2 separate regions of the Homo sapiens genome follow, and region 2 is linked to region 1. Evidence: chromatin contacts called from ENCODE Hi-C or POLR2A ChIA-PET data. All regions are on one chromosome and are shown on one strand. Each heading gives the region's core, a stretch centred on a gene start or an enhancer-like site at or near the end of the contact. The rest is flanking DNA. Distances are from core to core; before and after follow the strand shown.

Region 1 (5,683 bases), core at 1,591-4,090:
AGTATGGCTGGGTGTGGTGGCTCACACCTGTAATCCCAGTACTTTGGGAGGCCAAGGTGGCAGGATCACTTGAGCCCAGGATTTCAAGACCAGCCTGAGAAACATAAGGAGATCCTGTCTCTATGAATTTTTTTTTTGAGACGGAGTCTTGCTCTGTTGCCCAGGCTGGAGTGCAGTGGCGCGATCTTGGCTCACTGCAACCTCTGCCACCCAGGTTCAAGCGATTCTCTTGCCTCAGCCTCCCGAGTAGCTGGGATTACAGGTGTATGCCACCACACCCGGCTAATTTTTGGATTTTTAGTAGAGATGGGGTTTCAGCATCTTGGCCAGGCTGGTCTTGAACTCCTGACCTCGTGATCCACTCGTCTTGGCCTCCCAAAGTGCTGGGATTACAGGTGTGAGCCACTGCGCCCGGCCCCCCAAAAAAATGTTTTTTATATCAGCTGAGCGTAGTTGCTTGTGCCTATAGTCTCAGCTACTCAAGAGACTGAGATGAGTGGATCACCGGACCCCACCACATCGAAGCTGCAGTGAGCAGTGAGCCATGATCACACCACTGCTCTCTAGCCTGAGCAACAGAGCCAGACCCTTTTGCCAAAAGAAAGAAAGAGAGAAGAGAGGGGAGAGACAGAGATAGAGAAGGGAGGGAGAGGAGGGAAGGGGAGGGGAGGGAAGGGAAGGAGACGGATAAATATAGAACAATTTAGAGGTGATGAAGAAGAGTAGATACAGAAACATTCTGAGGTAGAGGAAAGGAAAAATGAAGGAACTTGTTGGGGCCTAAGCCACAGCCACTTTTTTTCTGGCAAAATTTGATGCTGTTCTGATTATATCCTTCCATGTGTTCACAAAGGGTGATTTCTCTCCCCAGCGTGAGGAGTAGATTACGATTAGTGTCATTCCTCTTACAAATAATCAGTTTAGGATTCGTGTGTGACACAATTATGCCTAGTGGGACTCAGTTCTGCTAGAAGCCTCTAAAAAGGGTTTCCCTTCCTTTATTGTGAGATGGAGGGAGGGAGGGGGAGAGACAGAGAGAGAGGGAGAGAGGGAGAAAGGGAGAGAGAGAAATAGTATTCCTATACTTTGCTACTTTGCTGGATGCCCGACTGTATTTGACATCAAGACAAGCAGACGCCATCGTATAGCCATGAAGGGACATGACAGGAGAAATTACCATCATGTGAAGATGGCAGAGCAGAAAGAAGAATCCCACTTCAATCTCGGACAACTTCCCTAAGTTATTTGACCAACCAATAGTGGAACCACCTTTCTCCAAACTTCTTATTTTATGGGATAATAAATTCCATATTTTTCAAATTTCCACCTCTAGTCAGGTTTCCTGTTGTTTGCACTTTTGTTCATACCTTTTTTTTTCTACTAAAGGAAGAAGTGAGGGCATGTGTTATGAATGTGAAATCTGGAAGTTAAAAAGTTTGAAACAGATATTTCAGTTTTCACTTATAGCCTCCTTCCATCTTCTTCCCCCTCCCCAACTCCTACTGGATTCAGACAAGGGCCAGGACACAAGGCTGAATGCAAAAGGACCCCTCCCTTCCCAAGACTTTATCTTTGTTCCTAGCTCAAGCTCAGTGTGTCTGGCTCCTTCTTCCTCAAAGATTTGTTCTGTCCCAGGAGGCTCCTCAATCGCTCCAGTCAATTGGCTTCTAGAGCCTTGCCCTATCAGTTCCACAGATACATCCACACGTCTGAACTCCAGCCACAGTTTAGACTCAAGTGGGGAGCTCCCACCGCAGCACCGTTCTGTACCTGTAACTAGCAATGGTTTGTAGCCTTTGAGCAGAAATAGGGAATGAAACTGCCGAGAATTTAGGGATGGAAACTGGCACAGGCATGGGAAACCGTTTGAGAATGCAGGAGTTAGCTGGGTTTACTAGATTATAACTCTTATGAAGACCACATAGCACACAACTCAGCATATAAATTAGTCTTAACACATATACATTGAATTTCTTTGAAATGACCAAATTGTAGGCAGATAAAATGGCTTCCTTTTACAGAATCTTCCCTTCAGAGAGTGCCTTTCAATGGCACCACCTTCCCTCCACCCAAAATAAAACCTTCAACATTTTCACCTTAAGTGAAATGTTTATAACACACTTTGAAATAGTGAGTGTGGTGAAGATAGTTCTATTCAATCTGCTACGAAGAAACAAGACACAAAGATCTGACTTGGCCACCATCCCCGAAGGCATCCGTGGCAGAACTGGGATGGTCCCTCATTCCCCAGTGGTCTCAAGCGTTTGTTCTGATGTCCCTGTATGTAATTGTTTTGATAGCAATTTTCCTGGTTCTCTCTCACTAGCTTGCTAACTACGCATGTCAATCACATTCAGGAACACCATGGGCCTAAGGGTCAGCCACATCTCAGGAGAATGTGATTCAAAAGAGGACACAAGGCATAATATAGCACTTTCTCCTTCTAGCATGTATGTCAGTTGCGTTGCGGCCTCGAAAGTCTGACAATGTGTAAAGAGAGTGTTGCATTTTTTTTCCTTCCCCCAGATGCAGAAAGGAAAGGATTTATGAAGTACTCTGACCACAATTTTAAAGCAAGTGAGAAACCCAACAGTGTAAGATCCTCTTACTAGAGAACACTCAATGGTACTGAAAGAGTTCTCCACCTAAACTCTAAAGAACCCGAAGAGAGGTCCAGTTTTTTCCTCCCAAAGATCCATCTCCAGAGCTTCACTCCCTAGTCCGTTAGGGAAGCCGGGACGGTGGGAGAGCCACAGATACTCTTTCTCCTACGGAACCCTTGGACCTCTTGCCCCGTTTCCCTGTCACTTTAGGGAGCAGCACGCAGGAGACTAGAGGCCAGGGTCCAAGCCCGCAGCCGTAGCAGGCCGGACGAAGAAAGCGGGCCGGAAGGGCAGCGTCGCGGTGCTGGAGGCTGTTGCTGGGAGGCGTGGATTCTGGAAAGTGCGTGTGCGCGTCCCTGGAGCACCGCCCGCGGAGCCGATTGGCCCGGACGCGCGGCGGGGGAAGCCCTTGGCTAATCTCCTGCCACTCAGCCCGGCTGACGTCGGCGCCCGGGATGCAGCGCCGCGAACCTCTCGCCCCGCCGGGCCGGGCCGCGCGCGGAAGGACAAATAGTTCCGGCGGCAGTGCCGCGCACCTCTACGCGGCTCTGCTCGCCCCGCCCGGGCTGCCGAGCCCGAGGCAGGGGTGGCGGGAAGTGGGGGCGGGCGGAGCAGGGCCGGCCTGTGCGGCTCTCGGACCCCGGCTCCGCTCTTTGCGGCCAGACGGGTGGATTGCGCTCCCTAGGGAAGAGTAATTGGATTCCAGGCTCCCTCCAGCCGGGATCAGCGGAAGTCGGCTGCTAAGCCTGCAGCCTGGGAGGGGCGTGTGGGGAGGAAGGAAAGGTGGGGAGCGCCGCCGGGAGGGACACGGTGAAACCACTGTCCTCTTAAGTGCCTGCGTGCTTGTTTCTGTACAGGCCGCATCGGGAAGCTGGGTATAGAGAAGGATTAACAGAGATTGCACCCTGGTGACCTTTCCCCTCAGGCACGTGACTCTTGCCCCTTCCAAGTTGTCATCCTCATTGTGAAATTCACCTGGTAGCTGATACTCAGGAGAGGAATACTTTGGAAGCCTGAGTCTTCTAGCCATCACCCTTCTGTTTTTCTCTCAAAGCTCCACTTGGAGCTCAGCTGGAGAAGGAACCCTGTGAAGTCTGGAATTGGACATGTCTCTTATTAACGAAGTAATTGTGGAGAAAACAGCATTCTTACCACTATCATCCAGGAAAGTATCCCAAGTCCCTTCCTTGGCAGTAGCAAACTTCCCTTAATTCCCTTCCCCTTGAGGAGATGCAGCCAGAATGAGAGCCTTAAGCAGAGTTTTTGGGTGAAATGATAGGCATGTTCTAGGAATTGTGACTTAAACTTGGACCTCTTGTGATTTTTTTTCTTTTCATCTTAATTACTGCATTTCACTCATTCATCATGAAATAAACTCTTACTGAAGGCTTTGTTTGTTCCAGGCTCTGTTCTACTTATCAGACATACGTCAGTGAGTAAAACGAATGCACTCATGGAACCTCATTACAGTTGCTCTAGTGGGGGAGATAGTACATTTACAATCATATACAATTGTATAATGTCATGTAGGGAAGAGCGCTATGAAGAAAAAGAGCAGAAGGACGAAGTATGCAGATGAGAGTTGAACATTATTTTATATTTTAGATAAGTTGATTGAAGAAGGCCTCTTTGAGGAAGTTATGTTTAAACAGAGGTCTAGATAAATGAGGTAGAAAGCCAAGCAAATATTGGGGTTGGGGGGGTTGGGGAGAAGATTCTGGGCAGAAGTAAGAGCAAGTGCCAAGGCTCTGCAGCCAGAGACAGTTTGGTGAGTCTGAATTAGTAGAAAGGAGGCCAATGTGAATGCTGTGCAGTAAGCCAGAAAAACAGTTAGAAATAAGGCTGGAGATGGGGTGATGAGTATGTGCATGCTTGGCATTTACTTTTAACATAATTTGAAACTTCTCTAAGTTTTGTATGCACTAAAGTGTCCTGCATTCTTCCTGTGTCTCCACCAGACACTACATTTCATTTCATTCAGAGACACCACTTTTTTTCCTCTTGGTCTAGCAGTAAGTGTTTATTTCTGTTTTTCTCTCACCCTCTTCTACTGATCTATAACTATTGGTTCAAATGTTTCTTCTGTGCAGATCCTTATCTTTAATGTCACCTTTTTTTCCCCCAACTTGTATATTTGCCTCTTTATCTCATCAACGTATCTAACTGGACGTCCTGCCATCTTTAGGTTTCGACAGGTCTAAAACCAATCTCATAATCTCATTATCTTTCCAAAATCACTTCCCTTCTTTCTCATTGATACCACTGCTATCTCTGCCACCCAAGCTGAAAACACCGATGTCATTTTTTACCTGTTCCTTCCCTTTATTTCTTTTATCCAGTCATCTCAGGGCCTTCAATTTATCCTTTAAAATACCTCCTCTGTCAGATCCCTTCCTCTGTCTCTACTTCAGGTTCTCTGTCTAAGCCCTTAAATGCAGCCAGCTAGGCTTAGTTCAGCAGTTTCTATGTGGCCTTTCTGACTTCCTTCTCGCTCTGCTCCAATCTAACTTGCCAGAATAATGGTTCTGAATCTTCACTCTTAGCACATTTCTTTGTGCTTCAGCACCTTTATGGCTACATTTTCTATTTCCTTAAATTTAAACTCTTGTGACTGAATCTCTTTTTCTTTTTTTTGAGACAGGTTCTCATTCTGTCGCCTAGGTGCCCAGGCTGGAGTGCAATGGAGCGATCACAGCTCACTGCAGCCTCTACCTCTCAGTGTTCAAGTGAACCTCCCACCTCAGCCTCCCGAGTAACTGGGACTACAGGCATGTGCCACCACAACTGGCAATTTTTTTATTTTTATTTTTTGTAGAGACAGGTTTTTGCCATGTTGCCCAGGCTGGTCTTGAACTCCTGGGCTCAAGTGATCCACCTGCCCCGGCTTCTCAGAGTGCTGGGATTACATGCGTGAGCCACTGTGCCTAGCCCTGACTGAATTTCAAGCTCTTGCCCCAGCCTAGTTCTCTTCTACTCTGTGAACCACTCCTCAGTCTACCACTTCCATTTTAGTTAGGTTTGCCCCAGAAGTACATTTATATTCACTCATTCCTATATGTATTTGTTTATGGATCTATCCT
Region 2 (5,341 bases), core at 1,469-3,968, 270 kb after region 1:
AGAGATGATGTAATCAAGCAAAGATGTTAAAATGGCTTTTATAAATACGCTTGATAGCTCAAGAATGTAGAGGAAAATAATGAATAAGATGTAGGGATAATGAATGCTATGAAAAAAACGGAATTTATTCATTTACCTCTTTTCCCTCCCTCCCTCCCTGTCTCTCCCCCTCTGTCCCTTCCTTCCTTCCTTCCTTCCTTCCTTCCTTCCTTCCTTCCTTCCTTCCTTCCTTCCTTCCTTCTTCCCTTCCCCTCCCCTTTTCCTTTTCCTTTCCCCTTTCCCCTTTTTTCTCCTTTTTTGGAGGCAGGTCTCTCTCTGTTACACAGGCTAGGGTGCAGTGGAGCGATCATAGCTCACTGTAACCTTGAACTATTGGATCAAGTGATCCTCCTGCTTCACCCTCCCAAGTAGCTAGGACTGCAAGGATGCACCATGCCTGGCCAATTTTTTTTTTTTTTTTTTTTTTAGAGACAGGGTCTTACTATGTTGCCCAGGCTGGTCTTAAACTCCCAGCCTCAAGCCATTCTCCTGCCTTCGTCCCCTGAGTTGCTGGGATTATATGTGTGAGCCACCACACCCAGCCCCCTAAATGTCATTTTTAGAGAGAAGAAAAATACAGTATCTGAAATGAAAAATACACTGGATGATATTAACTGCAGCTTATTCACTTCAGAAGAAAAAAAATCAGTGAATTTGTAGGCATAGAAACAGAAACTATCCAAAATGAAGATCAGAGGACCTCCAGCTTCTATCTAGGGTGTGGAAAACTATAAAGAATGCTGCTTTTGGCCAGGCACGGTGGCTCACGCCTGTAATCTCAGCACGTTGAGAGGCCAAGGAGGACAGATCATGAGATCAAGAGATCGAGACCAGCCTGGCCAACATGGTGAAACCCTGTCTCTACTAAAAATACAAAAATTAGCTGGGTGTGGTGGCGCATGCATGTAGTCCCAGCTCCTTGGGAGGCTGAGGCAGGAGAATCGTTTGAACCCAGGAGGTGGAGGTTGCAGTGAGCCGAGATCATGCCACTGTGCCACTGCACTCCACCCTGGCGACAATGAGACTCTGTCTCAAAAAAAAAAAAAGCCTGATAAACTACAAACTTTTAACTTTTTTGAACCCTTCAAAGAGGCCCAAGCACACAGTTTCTGTAAGTACTGAGGCTGAACTAAAACAGCAGAGAACTACCTCCGTCACAAGCCTAAGGAGTACTAAGCAATAGCAGTCTGCCACTGGGGCAGGGGCAAAAGCTTGAGGACAGACCCACTCTCAAGCACAGGTTTATAGCATCTGTTATAAGCTGAGGATGAAATACTAACAGAAAAGTTTTACAGCACCCCAGCCACGTGCTAAACACTAGGCACAACAGGTGATCACTAGAGGGAGTGGAAGCCTCTGGTAAACTCAGAGTCATCACAGCAACAGTCACACCAAGCTAAACTCCTAACTGATTGTCTGAATTTCTCACTCTAAAGTCCTTATATGGAAAGAGGCATACCCACTTCCAGGCCTAAATATACTACTGTTCTACCCACAGTATCCTGCATCCATCAAAATTATAAGTCACACACATAAGCAAGAGAAAAACAAAACAAATACTTTCAAGAGGCAAAACAGTTAACAAAACAAGACTCAGAGGTGGCCCTGTTATTGGAACTATCGAGGCAAAACAGTTAACAAAACAAGGCTCAGAGGTGGCCCTGTTATTGGAACTATCAGACAAAGATTTGAAAATAGCTCTGGCTAAGATATTGAAAGGATCTAGTGGGAAACATAGCATGCATGAATTAATGGGGAATTTAGCTGATAGATGGAAATAATGAGTCAAGTTGAAATGGTAGTAATAAAAAAAAAAACAGAGGTAAATAATTCCTTTGTGGTCATCAGTAGACAACCCAGTTGCTGAAGAAATGGGTGAACTTGAATATAGGCCAGTATAAATTATCCAAACTAAAACACAAAGAGAAAAAAAATGAAAAAAGATCAGAGCTGCAGGACAGTATCAGTCTAATATGTGTATGCTTAAAGTTTCAGAATGAGAGGGATAAATAATAATGCAGAAGAAATATTTGAAGAGATAATGGCCAAGAATTTCCCAAAAGCAATGAAAGACATCAAACCATAGATGCAAGACTTAAGAAACAACAAGAACTCCCCTCCACACACACACACACACCACACATATTCCCTTAGACATATTTAAAGTGCTGAAAACCAAAGATGAGAAAATCTTGAAGACAACCAGAGGCAGAAAAAAAAACACATCATGTATAGAACAACAAAGATAAACTACAGCAGACTTCTCTTCAGAAACTTTGCAGGCAAGATGATAGTGATATCTCTAATGTATTACAATTTTTAAAACTGTGTCAACCCGGAATTATTTATCTGTTGAAAATATTTTCTTAAAAAAGAGGATAAAGACTTCTAGATATATGAAAATCTGAGAAAATCCATTCCCAGCAGACTACAATAACTGCTGGAGTAAGTTCTTCAAGCAGGGGGAATGTCACTCCAGACAGAAACTTGGATCTGCACCAAGACTCCGCAAACTTTTTTCATAGAGAGCCAGATATTACATATTTTAGGCTTTGTGGGTCAGACAGTTTCTGTCACAACTACTCAACTCTGCCATTGTAGCACAAAAGCAACTATGAACAGTACATAAACAAGTGAGCATGGCTGTTTTCCAGTAAAACTTTATTTACAAAAACAGGAAGCAGGCCATGAGTCATAGTGTGCCAACCCATGATCTATACAAAGAAATGAGAGCTCCAGAAATGGTAATAATGAAAGTAAATATAAAAGACATACGTTTCATCCTTTTAAATTACACTGTGAAATAACTGTCTAAAGCAAAATTAGTACATTATATTGTCGGTTTTATAAAATATGTAACAGTAATCTAAAAGATGGGAGGAAGGATTTAACATCTGTTAAAGATGTATATTGTAAACTGAGGGCAATCGCTAAGAAATTAAAAAGAAATGTAACTTATCTACCAATAGTGGCTATTAAATGGAATGCTCAATCTAAAAGCAGGCTGAGAGCTGGGCATAGTGGCTCATACCTGTAATCCCAACACTTGGGGAGGTGGGAGGATTGCTTGAGGGCAGGAGTTCCAGACCAGCTGGGGCAACATAGCAAGACTCTGTCTCTCCAAAAAAAAAACCAGGTATAGTCTTAGCTACTTGGGCAGCTGACATGGGAGGATCTCAGCCCAAGAGTTCAAGGTTGCAGTGAGCTGTGATCACGCCATTGCATTCCACCCTGGGTGACAGAAGAAGACCCTGTGTCTTTAAAAAAAAAAAAAGAAAAGAAAAAAGAAGTTTGAGAAAGATAAAAGAACAAACAACAAATGAGATAAATAGTAGACGTGTAAGAAAATGGCAGACTTAAATCCAGCCATATCAGTAATATAATGCAAATTTTCAAAATGAAACAGAGATACCAAGAGATAGAGGAAGCAAGCATTTGGCTTTTTTCATTCTCTGTTTTCCAGTGGTTTTTGCACATAATTTTAAGAATAGGGTCTTCGCTAGATGAAAACATTTAAATAGTGAACTACTTAACATCTGTTTACACACTGCTAACCCTGGCGCTCCTTTTTACTGAATAAAAATGGTTTGCCCTTCTTTCCCCCGTGAGCTTCAAACAACAACCAAGCTATCTTGGTTGTTACTAAAGTTACTAAACTTGGGACCATCAGACCCAAGGTGCTCCCCTAAAACCACTTTGCCCAAACCTTAGGGAACAAGGAATAGGCAGGCTAAAGATTATATTCAAACATATCTACCCTTTTTCCTCTATGTTACAAAATCTAAAACTCTGTTGAAATTCATTTTAGACTGTTCTTTTATGTTTCGACTTCTCAGCTCTCTCTACCACCTTTTCTGGATCTTGCATACTTTCTTTGGTGAATCTTTGTTTTTTTCAGTTGTGAACAGATTATGGCTATGTATACAAAGAGATCCAGTTACCCATTCATTAATGCTAAGAAGAGTGACGCCGTTAAATTTTAATGAAATGAAAGGCATAAAGAATTTTAAAACCTCTGAAAGTATCCAAAAGTTTCCTTTAAATTCTTTGCCTAGAATCTAATTTTTTTCTCTTCTAATTAAGACTTTGTCCTTAAGCATGAATATTTAAGATATATATAGTCAATATAGTATTGTATAATATAGTCAAATGTATTTTCTAGTCAGTACATTTCAGTTCAAAAATAATAACTAAAATTTAATTACCCCTTGTTTGTCACTGTTCCACGCACTTAAGATGTTAATACATTTTATCCTCACAAAAAACCCAGTGAGGTAGAACTATTTTTATCCTTGTTTCACAGATGAGGCAACTAAGGGACAGAGCTGTTAGATAATAAGCAACAAAGTGGGAATTTAAACCTGGTTAGTCTACATCTAGAGTCTTCGTTCATTACCATTACCCCATGCCTTCTCTCTAATTTACTGTTACAGAATGTTGGGATTTTTTTCTTTTCTTCCTTCCTTCATTTTTTCCTTCCATCCTTCATTCCTCATTCCTCCATTCAGCAAATATTCTATTCTGACACACTGTGACCTGAATTTACTTGTGTATCCAGTTATAATGAGTTAATATGTAAGATTTTTATTTTGAGTTATGCCTTACTCACAAATCAACTTTGGATTATGACCCATCAAGAAGTTGAGACTGGCCTTTACCTATTTTCAAACTCAAACATAGGATGGCAGTAAATTGCAATACTGGAGACAGCTCAATGAAAATTGAACATGTCATATTTTGTCCTCATGTAGCAAGAACCATATTTAAGTCTTAGCAGGCCAGGCATGGTGGCTCACCCCTGTAATCCCATCACTTTGAGAGACTGAGGTGGGAGGCTGACTTGAGGCCAGGAGTTCAAGACCAGCCTGGGCAACATAAGAGACCCCCATCTCTACAAAAATGTTGTAAAATTAACCTATGTGGGTGTGTGTGCCTGTAGTCCTAGCTACTTGGAAGGCTGAAGCAGGAGGATTGAACCCAAGAGTTCAAGGCTATCGAGCGCCACTGCATTCCAGCCTGGACAACAGATCAAGACCCTGTCATTCATAAATAAATGAGAACATAAAACACATGCATACAGTCTTAGTAGAACCTAAATGGGATTTAAGGCTCTCTTCTGGGCTTTCTCCATGTGTTTCAACAAAATGAAATAGTTACCATTTGATGGCTATTTATGTATTTTCTTTATACACAAAGTGTACAAAATGTGCTTCATTTCTATATTACATAGGTAGAGGCTGTTGAGTCTCAGTAAAAAATTTCATTGACATTTTGTTTTTCTTAATCTGAATAGGATTAAGTC

The links. A loop is a pair of places that touch in the nucleus more often than their neighbours do. ChIA-PET counts read pairs that join two places held with the same protein, here RNA polymerase II (POLR2A). Pooled maps may share reads with other maps.
Region 2: a loop to region 1 is called in a pooled map, with 5 times the contacts of the local background. The contact joins the enhancer-like site here to the promoter of LINC03065 in region 1. A Hi-C loop is called at or near these places in 1 of 168 maps with a recorded cell type or tissue (heart right ventricle) and 9 of 50 pooled maps. POLR2A ChIA-PET finds 5 or more read pairs at or near these places in 2 of 52 experiments (A673 and HEK293T).

What each region holds. Positions count from the first base shown.
Region 1 is chr15:56,884,228-56,889,910 of GRCh38, forward strand. It overlaps LINC03065 (long intergenic non-protein coding RNA 3065), which reads left to right and starts at 2,841. Exons shown (of 2, transcript NR_183870.1): 1 at 2,841-2,943; 2 at 3,529-3,994. TCF12-DT (TCF12 divergent transcript) reads right to left here. Exons shown (of 4, transcript NR_015419.2): 4 at 1,943-3,697. RefSeq lists an enhancer at 2,675-2,764 and a silencer at 2,885-3,314.
Region 2 is chr15:57,150,698-57,156,038 of GRCh38, forward strand. All of the region lies in intron 5 of TCF12 (transcription factor 12), which reads left to right. Among named protein-coding and RNA genes, the nearest start is that of SNORD13D, 130 kb to the right of the region's middle. Within about 2 kb of position 2,719, at least 3 of the 41 ENCODE cell types and tissues checked have a DNase peak (open chromatin) inside an H3K27ac peak, as active enhancers do; they include A673, where a contact is called at or near this core.